Linked DNA regions of Homo sapiens: regions 2 and 3 are each linked to region 1. A link is a contact called in ENCODE Hi-C or POLR2A ChIA-PET data. All regions are on one chromosome and are shown on one strand. Each heading gives the region's core, a stretch centred on a gene start or an enhancer-like site at or near the end of the contact. The rest is flanking DNA. Distances are from core to core; before and after follow the strand shown. Region 1 holds the start of MRTFA (myocardin related transcription factor A). Region 2 has its middle 54 kb from the start of MCHR1. Region 3 overlaps MRTFA (myocardin related transcription factor A).

Evidence for each region. Hi-C counts contacts between places; a loop is a spot of excess contacts on that map. ChIA-PET counts read pairs that join two places held with the same protein, here RNA polymerase II (POLR2A). Pooled maps may share reads with other maps.
Region 2: a pooled map shows a loop between it and region 1 (5-fold over the local background). The contact joins the enhancer-like site here to the promoter of MRTFA in region 1. A Hi-C loop is called at or near these places in 5 of 50 pooled maps. POLR2A ChIA-PET finds 5 or more read pairs at or near these places in 6 of 52 experiments (CD4-positive, alpha-beta memory T cell, GM12878, H1 and 3 more).
Region 3: a map of PC-9 shows a loop between it and region 1 (9-fold over the local background). The contact joins the enhancer-like site here to the promoter of MRTFA in region 1. A Hi-C loop is called at or near these places in 24 of 168 maps with a recorded cell type or tissue (K562, PC-9, Right ventricle myocardium inferior and 6 more) and 15 of 50 pooled maps. POLR2A ChIA-PET finds 5 or more read pairs at or near these places in 12 of 52 experiments (A673, AG04450, H1 and 8 more).

The regions. Positions count from the first base shown.
Region 1 is chr22:40,634,953-40,638,580 of GRCh38, forward strand. MRTFA (myocardin related transcription factor A) reads right to left here and starts at 1,767. Exons shown (of 15, transcript NM_020831.6): 1 at 1,526-1,767. RefSeq lists a silencer at 1,222-1,531 and enhancers at 1,792-2,101, 2,841-3,628.
Region 2 is chr22:40,731,328-40,734,955 of GRCh38, forward strand. No RefSeq gene overlaps it. Among named protein-coding and RNA genes, the nearest start is that of MCHR1, 54 kb to the left of the region's middle. RefSeq lists a silencer at 1-146. Within about 2 kb of position 1,549, at least 19 of the 41 ENCODE cell types and tissues checked have a DNase peak (open chromatin) inside an H3K27ac peak, as active enhancers do.
Region 3 is chr22:40,565,541-40,569,168 of GRCh38, forward strand. All of the region lies in intron 2 of MRTFA (myocardin related transcription factor A), which reads right to left. Among named protein-coding and RNA genes, the nearest start is that of MRTFA-AS1, 46 kb to the left of the region's middle. Within about 2 kb of position 1,696, at least 3 of the 41 ENCODE cell types and tissues checked have a DNase peak (open chromatin) inside an H3K27ac peak, as active enhancers do; they include PC-9, where a contact is called at or near this core.

The sequences.
Region 1 (3,628 bases), core at 517-3,016:
GAAGCCTTCTTAAAAACGGGCTCTTCTTAATAGTTATTGGCCAAAAACTGAAACAAACACTAGAGCTAAACTACAGATATTTTTTTCTTTGCAGGTGTTTTTAAAGAACGCAGTAATGGATTGCTTCTTTCTAAATCATTTCAATAAGAAACAGTAACATAAAGCCCTTTGGTTCGCTATGAAAAATGCAAACGACATTAAGCAAAACTTAGTTTAATAACTTCCAGCCAAAGGTTCCCCACCCTGCAGTCATAGGGCTGTGGGCCAGCTGGCTGTACCACCTCACCCCCGGGAGATGACTGCTTTTCAACAGTAAAACTGCGTAAGTGACATTTGGAGTTTTGGGGGTCTTCTGAAGTAAAACATGTAGGTCTAACTTCTTACTGACAATAAGTCTTAACGTTACAGGCTTCGGCTTGATGTAGAAAGGACCCTGAAAAGATCTCAAAAACTTGCAACTCGGGGACATTCCAGACGTCTTATGAGTTTAAAACTATGTAAAAACATACGAAGCATGGGGTAATTCCATTATTATATTTAAGTGATGTATTCCACATTCCTGTATATACACACACTTCATGCCAAACAGAGGCTGGCAAGCAAGTTAACCATTCAACTGCCCTTTCGTTATGCTGCATAACAGGGAGACAACAGAGAGAAATCTTGACAATGCCAAGCTGGGCTAGTGCTTAAAGGCACACAGGCAAACCAGGCATTCTCAACATCCCAAAAGCAAACATTTCTTGGGCCCTTACTATGGGCCAAGCACTGTGTCAAACGCTTCACGTGAATTATTTCATTCGACACTTACAACAAACAACCGTATGCGATTGGTGCTATTATCCTCATTTTTCAGACGAGGAAACCAAGGCACAAGATTACACAGCTAGCAAGTGGCAGGTTTGGGAGTCGACTCAAAAGGTCCAGCCCTAGGCACTATGGAGTATCAAAGGTACCCGAAGCGGGGAGGGTGGACTGCATCAGCGTCCTGACAGACGCTTTCTTAGGAGGTAAAGTTCTTGGCCATCAAGTTTCAGATTTGCAGAGCCCTGTACACCTGGCAGCATTCAGGTTTGCTATACTGGCACCAACAAGTCCAGCTGAGCCTCCTTGCCTGGGAATCCCAAGGACTGCACTTGGATCCTGAAGGTCTGCACAAGACCCCAGAGAAAGCGGCCGACACCCCGTCCCTGCAATCAAAACACATCCCGGGAGAAGCGAGGGCGAGGACCTCCGTGCCTCCCCGCCCCGCGCAGCACAGCCCTGCCAGGCAGTGCACAGGTGCACGACCGCGCCCGCCCGCCCGGCCCGGCCCGGGTCCCAGCCCCGGCACAGTGACCGCCGCTCTGCGACTCCGGCCCCGAGGGCAGGGGCAGAAGGCCGGCAAGAAGAGGGCAGGGGACGCGAGGGCCGCCTCGCCCGACCCCCCGAGGACGCGCGCAGCAGGGTCGGGGGGGAAAAAGGATGCTCCAGGCGGGGCGAGGCCGCGGTGGGGGAGGGGTCCCCAACCCGGACTCTCACTCACCGCCTCGCGCGGCTCCCGGCCGGGTTCCGCGGCTCGCCCCACTCCGGCTCTAGCCGCCCGCGTCTCCTCTCGAGGCTCACTGTCCAGCCCGGGCGCACGGAGCTGAGAAGTCGCCGCCAGCGGAGGGCGTGTGGCCAGCGGCAACCAAGAGGGTGGGAAAGATGGGACCGTCGCTCTCGCCGCCGCGGCCACCACAGACACTGCCGCCGCCGGCTCCTCTCAGCCACGGAAGCTGCGGGCCCGCCCACCACGCCCGCCTCCCGTCCTGAAGACTGTCCGCTGGAGAAGTGACGGCGGCGCTAGCCAATCAGAGGCCTGATCGGGGTCGTGATCGGCGGACTAAAGGGCGGGCGGAGAAGGAAGCGGCATGAAGAAGGCGAAAACGGCGGCCTGACTTCCTGTGACTGACGGCACGGCGCAGCCAATGGGCAACGGGGAGATGACCTCATCTCTGAGGAAAGTCTGGAACTGGCTGAGCTGCGGCGAGGGGGTTGGCGACGAGCCGGGGGCGGAGCTCTGGGCCTTAAAGAGGCCGCAGCCCTGTGGTCACCCTGTGAAGGGAAGGGCGGTGGACCCTGCCGGATCTTGCGAAGTTGCCAAGGGGTCAATGCCCAGGCGCGAGTAATTACTGCATTAATCCCAGACCCCATCCCGATTCTTGTCGGGGACTGAAGGGTCTCCGCCTGGGGCTCCGAAGTCGATCATTTCACATTCACGCTTCCCAAAACGAGACACAATAAATTCCGCTCTGGCCTGGAGCCTTGAATTCCCGTTACGGTCCCGCCCCGCCGAGGCCCGTCGCCTTGTTTCTCTGAGTCAGTTTCCCCAACGGTGAAAGGGAGGACGCTGACACCTGCCTGCCCCTCCCTATCTGCCGAGGCCGTGGAGATCAGCAGCAGCGAAAGCGCTCTGGGCTTAGAAGAGGAAAAGGGCTGCGTGAGCCCAAGAGCTTGCATCGGAAGGCTCCAGGAAGAGCATCTGCAAAAAAGAGGATTCCACGGGATGACCCCCGACAACTCTTGGAATTCTAAAATCCTATACCCTTGCCCGCACCCATTCGTGTAGTGAAGGGGCGCGCGTTAGGCGCAGAGGCCACACGCTCCGCAAGTGAACCCGGGCACCTCTCTGAACCTATTCCGGGCTGAGGGCGGGGAGCGGGTGGCTGCCCGATTTAAAAACATGTATATGTATGTGTATGTGTATGTGTATGTGTATGTGTATGTGTATGTGTATATGTATATGTATATGTATATGTATATGTATATGTATATGTATTATGAGTGAAGTCCATGACTGCAACAGGGAGAAAGGAGAAAGGCGAAAGGGGAGAGAGCAACAAGGTAAGCCAGGCCCACTGTGATGACAGCTGCGGTCATGCAGGCCCTTCGTATCCGCCTTCCTCCCCAGCAATGGGAGAGAGCCCAGAAAAGGAGAAATAACCCCAACTCGATGGGGTGGAAAAGGGGGAAGCGCTTTCCGGAAGGCTTCCGGGATGGGGTCACCAGAGTCAGAGGAAGGAGTAACAGTAGATAGAAGAAGAAGTGGTCAGGGGCGTTCTTCTAGGTTTGGGGCGGACCCGCGTGAAGATGCAAAGACTGAAAAGGGGCGGCTCACTTTACATTCCAAGGTAAATTCTCACTATGACCCCCTTTTCCCCATCAAAGGCTTCTGGGACTGCCCATGGGTGAACTCAGAGGGAGGGTAGGAGAGGGTGCTGCTCTATCCAATGGCGGCAAAAGTCAAAGTGGCCTTGGGTATTCCCAATTACTCACTATAAATCAGCTTCCAATGCCGGTCGCAGAATCTTGGAGTTAGACGGGATCCTCGTGGGCTCTTAGTCACACACACCTTCCCCAAGGCAAAAATTCTTGCACAAAATACCTGATAAAATTATTTATTCGATAAATATTTTTTGAGTAAGAACACTGAGGGGGTAAGCTAGATGAGATACAGTCACTACCCTGGGGGTGCTTACACCAAACTGGAGGATGCTAAGGCACGTACTGCGGTGACTGCAATGCCAGGCCGGTATCCCAGGTGACTAAAACAGGATGCAGGCCGGGTGCGGTGGCTCACGCCTATAATCCCAGCACTTTGGGAGGT
Region 2 (3,628 bases), core at 299-2,798, 96 kb after region 1:
TTTTTTTTTTTTTTTTTGAGACGGAGCCTTGCTCTTGTTGCCCAGGCTGGAATGTGTGATCTCAGCTTACCGCAACCCCTGCCTCCCGAGTTCAAGCAATTCTCCTGCCTCAGCCTCCCGAGTAGCTGGGATTACAGGCATGTGCCACCATGACTGGCTAATTTTGTATTTTTGGTAGAGATGGGATTTCTCTGTCTTGGCCAGGCTGGTCTCGAACTCCTGACCTCAGGTGATCCGCCTACCTCGGCCTCCCAAAGTGCTGAGATTACAGGCGTGAGCCACCACATCTGGCCTCGAGCACACCTTTTCTGGTGCACGTAAAACTAGGTCGGGTTCTTAGGGACTGAGTCACCTGACTAACACTAATCAAATACACACAAACAAAACCACAAACTGCTCTGTCAAGCAGGATGTCAGCAGTTTCCTTTGCATGAAGGAGGGTGGGGAGGGGGTGTTGTAAGGTGGGTCTCCAGAATGATGGAATAGGGTCGCTGTCGGGAAGAGGCTGAAAACATTACTGTGATATTTTGTCTTATAAAATTCTTTTTGGTTTTTTTTTTAGAGACAGGGTCTTGCTCTGTCACTCAGGCTGGAGTGCGGTGGTATGATTATGGCTCACTGCAGCCTCGACCTCCTGGGCTCAAGTGATTCTCCTACTTCAGCCTCTTGAGTAGCTGGGACTATAGGCGAATACCACCGTGCCTGGACTTTTAAAATGTTTTGTGGGCCAGGCGCGGTGGCTCACACCTTTAATCCCAGCACTTTGGGAGGCTGAGGCGGGAGAATCACGAGGTCAGGAGTTTAAGACCAGCCTGGCCAGCATGGTGAAACCCCGTCTCTACTAAAAATACAAAAAATTAGCTGGGCGTAGTGGCGGGCGCCTGTAATCCCAGCTACTCAGGAGGCTGAGGCAGAGGTTGCAGTAAGCTGAGATCGTGCCACTGCACTCCAGCCTGGGCAACAGAGTGAGACTGTCTCAAAAAAAAAAAAAAACGTTTTGTGGAGATGCAGTCTCATTATGTTGCCCAGGCTAGTCTTGAACACCTGGTCTCAAGAGATCCTCTCGCCTTGGCCTCCAGAAGGGCTGGGATTCAAGGTGTGAGCCACCACACCTGGCCTGGTTTATAGGATTCTTGTATAAATTCTCTGTGGGCCGAGCCTAGACTAGAATATTGCCCAACTTCCTTTGCACAGCAAAATGGATTTCATAGGATCAATTAAGAGTATTTGGACCAAACAACTATCTCTCTTACTTTGTTAGCCTGGATTGCAGGAGTCACAATTACTTACAAGTCAAAAAGATGAGGAGAGGGCTGTGGCAGTTGTGGTCTCAGGCCTGCAGCAGCCTTTTGCAATATTGAGTTACCCTGCGGGCTTTGTGAACTTGGAATCACAGACTCCTCCGAGGTTGTGCCTCAGCCTCCCCAAAACGTGAGAGGCGAGGGCAGAGCCTACTTACCTTTCACCTCCTAGCACCTGAGCCGGAGCACCTGGTTCACAGTAAGCACTCAATCTGTGTGTGCTGAATAAACAAGAAACTGCCTGTTCCTGCCTCGGGGCAGGACGCACCGCCCTAGTGACTGTAATACTCTCCTCCACCAGATTTGGCAGCTCCCCTCCCTTACACAGCCCTGGGGAATTACTGCTCTTTTCTTTCTTTGGTGTCCTTTCTCTAAAGTGCAAATAGTTCCTTCTGGACACACGGTCTGTCTGCAGCCTGCCAGTATCATTCACCCTTGCTTGCTTTTACCTTCTGTTTTGTCTTCCTGAGACAACATTCTTGTAACAATTCCAGCAAAGTCAAACTTTTTTTTCTTTATTATTACTTTTTTTAATCCACTCTTGCACTCTCACCCTTTACTCTCTCTCTCTTTTTCATTTCTTTTCTTTTCTTTTTTTTTTTTTGAGACAGGGTCTTTTTGTCACTCAGACTGGAGTGCAGTGGCATGATCTCCACTCACGGCAGCCTCAATTTCCTGGACTCAAGCGATCCTACCGCCTCAGCCTCCGGAGCAGCCAGGACTACAGGCGCTCAGCACCACGTCCGGCTAATTTTTGTATTTTTTGTAGAGATGGGGTTTCGCTATGTTGGCCAGGCTGGTCTTGAACTGCTCACCTCAGGTGATCCACCCGCCTCAGCCTCCCAAAGTGCTAGGATTATAGTTGTGAGCCACCCTGTCTGGCCTCTTTATTTTATTTTACTTATTTCTTTTCCTAATCTCGAGGACCTGTGAAACAAAATCCTACTCTGATTTAGAAGATACCAGGTCCTGCTGGGCGTGGTGGCTCATGCCTGTAATCTCAGCACTTTGGGAGGCCGAGGTGGGAGGATCACTTGAGATCAGGAGTTCAAGATCAGCCTGGCCAACACGGCGAAACCCCATCTCTACTAAAAATACAAAAATTAGCCAGGCGTGATGGCATGTGCTTGTAATCCCAGCTACACAGGAGGCTGAGGCAGGAGAATCGCTTCAACCTGGGAGGCGGAGGTTGCAGTGAGCCGAGACTGCACCACTGCACTCCAGCCTGGGTGACAGAATGAGACCCTGTCTCAAAAATAAAAATAAAAAATCTCCTGAGTTTTACATCTAATGATACAGAAGGGCAAAAGACACAGTTGGGGCAGTAGGGGAAGGGGAACCATCTTTCAGTTATTTCAGCAATGTCCCCAGGTATTTTGAACCACAGTGAAGAAGAAAGAAATCAACAAAGTCAGCGCTACCCCTGCCACACCATTGGCTACACAAGGTTACAGTTTCTATAGCTACAAGCCTGTCTCTTAGGGAACGCAACATACCACAGAGTGGCCTCCCTAGAAAGGCCACTTAGTCATGTGAAATGTAGATCTCTGCTGAAACAGAGATGTTTTCCCTTGGAATTTACAGTTAATAAAGTGACACTCAGTAGTGTGAACGTGACAGAACGGGATACAATAAGAGAATGAATCTGCTTCCCTCAGATGGAAATAAACAGGCTGGACTGTGATGACAGCCAATAGAAAACACAAAGCCTGGCCAGGCGCCGTGGCTCACACCTGTAATCCCAGCACTTTGGGACACCGAGGCAGGCAGATCACGAGGTCAGGAGTTCAAGACCAGCCTGACCAACATGGTGAAACCCTGTCTCTACTAAAAATACAAAACTTGACCAGGCATGGTGGCGCACACCTGTAATCCCAGCTACTAGGGAGGCTGAGGTGGGAGAATAAACCCGGGAGGCGGAGCTTGCAGTGAGCCGAGATCGTGCCAGTGCACTCCAGCCTGGGCAACACAGTGAGGCTCCATCTCAAAAAAAAAAAAAAAAAAAACGAAAACACAAAGCAATTATCTGTTCATTGTGATACGATGTCAGCTGTTGGACCTGGCGTGCTTCCAGAATGAGCTTGGAGATATGCTGGAGGATTACAAAACAAAACCCCTTACAGATCAGGACTCAGAGCAACAGATTTTTGTTACACGATCAAACGATAAGAATACCATTACTATACCATAATATATTCTCATTTCTCTTGCACTTTCTTGCATATTATTGAATTTATTTATTTAAAAACATATATATATATATACAGAGAGAGAGAGACAGATGGAGTCTCACTCTGTTGCCCAGGCTGGAGTGTAGTGGCGAGATC
Region 3 (3,628 bases), core at 446-2,945, 69 kb before region 1:
GATCCCCACTTCAAAAAAAAACAAAAGACCTTCTGGGGTAGACCTGACTTTCATTAATTCACTCAACAAATGCATAGTGATGAGGCACTGTTTTAGGCACTGGGAGTACAACAGACAGAAAATATCTTCGCTTTCTTGGGCCTACATTATAGTGGGAGAGACATAAAAATGAAAATAAATATACAATAAAAAGTTTTTGGATAACTATAAGCATTATGTGCCTGGGGGCCAGGTGGCTAATTTAGATTAAATGACCAAAAGAGGTCTCATTGAGGAAGTGATATCCGAAAGAGACTTGTATAGCCAACCCTTATTATAAATGAGGCACTGTATGTGTATGCATTCAATCTTCACAACACTAAGACGTATATTTACCTAAATTATCCATAATTTTTTACAGTTGAGGAAACTGAGACACTGAGAGGTTAAATACTTGATCCTGGGCAGTGAAGCTTCAGACCTCATGCCTCTATGGCTCTGTCTGAACTTGACAAGAAACAGCCAGCCATGCAGAGGGAACAGCATATGCAAGTTAAAAAGCCATGAGGCAGGAATGAGCTTGGTATCTTGAAGGAACTAAATGAATGGCATGGCCCGAGAGGAATGGACATAAGTATATTACATAAACAACTGGATGCCACTGGGAGGTTTTACACAATGGAGTGATATGATCTGATTTATCATTTTTTTTTTTTTTTGAGACAGAGTCTCACTCTGTCGCCCAGGCTGGAGTGCAGTGGCGTGATCTCGGCTTACTGCAGCCTCCACCTCTTGGGTTCAAGCAATTCTCTGCCTCGGCCTCCTGAATAGCTGGGATTGCAGGTGCCCACCGCCACACCTGGCTAATTTTTTTGCATTTTTAGTAGAGACGGGCTTTCACCATCTTGGCCAGACTGGTACTGAACTCCTGACCTCGTGATCCACCCGCCTCAGCCTCCCAAAGTGCTGGGATTACAGGCGTGAGCCACCACGCCTGGCTGATTTATCTTTTTAAATAATCATTTTGAGGGCTGGGCATGGTGGCTCATGCCTGTAATCCAAGCACTTTGGGAGGCCCAAGGCTGATGGATCACTTGAGGCCAGGAGTTTGAGACCAGCCTGGCCAACATGTTGAAACCTCATCTCTAGTAAAAATACAAACAATTAGCGGAGCATGGTGGCGAGTGCCTGCAATCCCAGCTACTAGGGATGCTGAAGCAGGAGAATCACTTGAACCCGCGAGGCGGAGGTTGCAGTGAGCCGACATCACACCACTGCACCCTCGCTTGGGCAACAGAGCAAGACTCCGTCTCAAAAAATAAATAAAAATAAATAAATAATCATTTTGGCAGGTGTGTAGAGAAAGAATGACAAGGGAGCTGTTCACCTTAGCGTGCCACCTGACTCTGAGTTTGGTATAATTTACTATTCTGCCTGGCCCCTAATGAAAATGTAATAATGTTGTTTTGACCTGTGTCTTAATATATCACTGAGTTTGGTGATGTGACCTTGAGTAAGTCGCTCTGAATAAACATTTGTTATTATTATCTGTCCTATCATGAAGGGTCTTATAAGAAGGTACTCTGAAAAGTAGAGACATTAACTACAAGGTAATATTTTCTTGCAAACATTTAACAGAAATTTGACAATTTGCCTTAAACTCCTCCCCCACCTCCAAAAAGGCTGCTTGAAAATTAAAGCACTATTTTGACAAGATGACTTCATTACATTCCTTGAACTTTATTCATGCCCACAAACACTACAGGTATGCTTTCCTTATGATTCTCAATCCTTTTTCTATGGTGTTCAAATGTGTTCCAATTTTTAAAGGTGGAATTCTATTTGTCTTCTAGAGTTCTTCTCTAAGAGACTGAGTGACGGATATTTAGAAGTCCACACGCTACGTATAAGAGACCTGAATAAATTTAAATATGATCATCTGCACATATTTTGTGTATTCACCTACAAAATTATGTAATCTGTTATGAGACAATTTTCAAGTTAGGAATTCTTCAGTCGATTCTACTCTTACATCAAAACTCCATGCAGCAATCAGCCTAGACAACCTGAAATGTTGCCAGGCCACGGAAAACCTGCCACAGTAAGAAAATCTACCACACAGAAAATCTACAATAATAATTCTGTTCAGGTATGAATAATATAAAAAAAACTATTTTTGAAAATATTAACTTTGGAATGAAAAACTTGTTGAGACAAACCTCACCTAGCATAAAGACAGGCAGTAGTTTGGGGGGAAAGGAAGACATTTATAGTATTGTGCTTTGTTTTCACATGACAATGGGGCATTTGAAGAACAGCCCTATTTTCCAGTGCCAGAAGCCTCATATCCTTAGGTTTCTCAATGACATCCTCTCCGGATAGATCAAGAATATGCTCCTACTTTATAAAATGAACCATGAATATTTTCCTAAATTCTTGAGCAAATATTTTTAAAATACTGGAAATAAAATATCTTGCCATAAAAAAAGAACCTGTCATAATTTTGTAAGAGTATCCAAACACAGCAACACACACTCAGAGGAAAGTGTATATTCAAGGTTGAAATGTGTCTATGGGTCAAGAGGTCAAGCCTAAAGCTTCTAAGCACCTACCAGAGCCACAATGAGGAACTCTCAGGACAATGCACACACTGATGACAGCACTGTAGCACCAGTGAAAACACTCAGGCCATCAACAGCATGTTCATGAATTATTCTTCCAATTACACTTTAATTATAAAAACTAGCTTATTAATTAAACTAATCTACTCTGGTAAGATCAGTTACCACACAAAAGCAATGGCTCTTCAAGTTACCTTCATGGAATACAGTACAGAGTTTGTGTTAAAAATGCATTTTCACTTAGTTGTGGTTATTAAAGACTTTGATCAAGGCAGAACCTCTGGAAATACAACGAATCTTGACAATTTAAATAAAAACAGCTCCTTAGTCATGGCTCATTATTCTTCCTTTCAAAGCCTCTTGCTTCAAACAGTATTACTCTTAGCCAATTAATATTCTGTAAAAGGTGCTGAGAATTTTTGATCAAATAAAATGCAACAGATATTTTAATACCATTTTAAGCCCAGCACAATTATATATTTAAAGCTTTAAAACAATGAGGGAACACATAGTACAGGCAAACACATCCATTTTCCAAACAAAGTAAATAATACAACTAAAGTGTTCTCTACATCACTACAGGAGTTCACACATTACAACTACATCTAAGTGCAATTACTGTAAATTATAAAGTGCTAAGACACACAGCAGCACTAGTCAGCAGTCAGTGCTGTACATTTTGAAAGCATCTAATGTAGGCAGCAAGCATGATGTGGATAGCAAAAAAAGAAAAGGTAAATGCACACCAGCATGAAAATCTTCAAATACCTTATGGGTAGCCTATTTAAAATAGAAAGGTTCTAAATTAATCAAGGAGAAAGGAAGAATACTAGTGATCCATATTAAAAGAGAAGAACCACCTGAATGTAATAACTCAGATGTCGCATATAACATGAAAAAAATAATACAATAGGAAGAGAATTATGAGCCTTTTTATATACCAGACTATCAATAAGAAGCAGAAAATAAGGTGGGTGCAATGGTACACACCAGTAGTCCCACCAGGGACACTGAGGCAGAAGGATCAT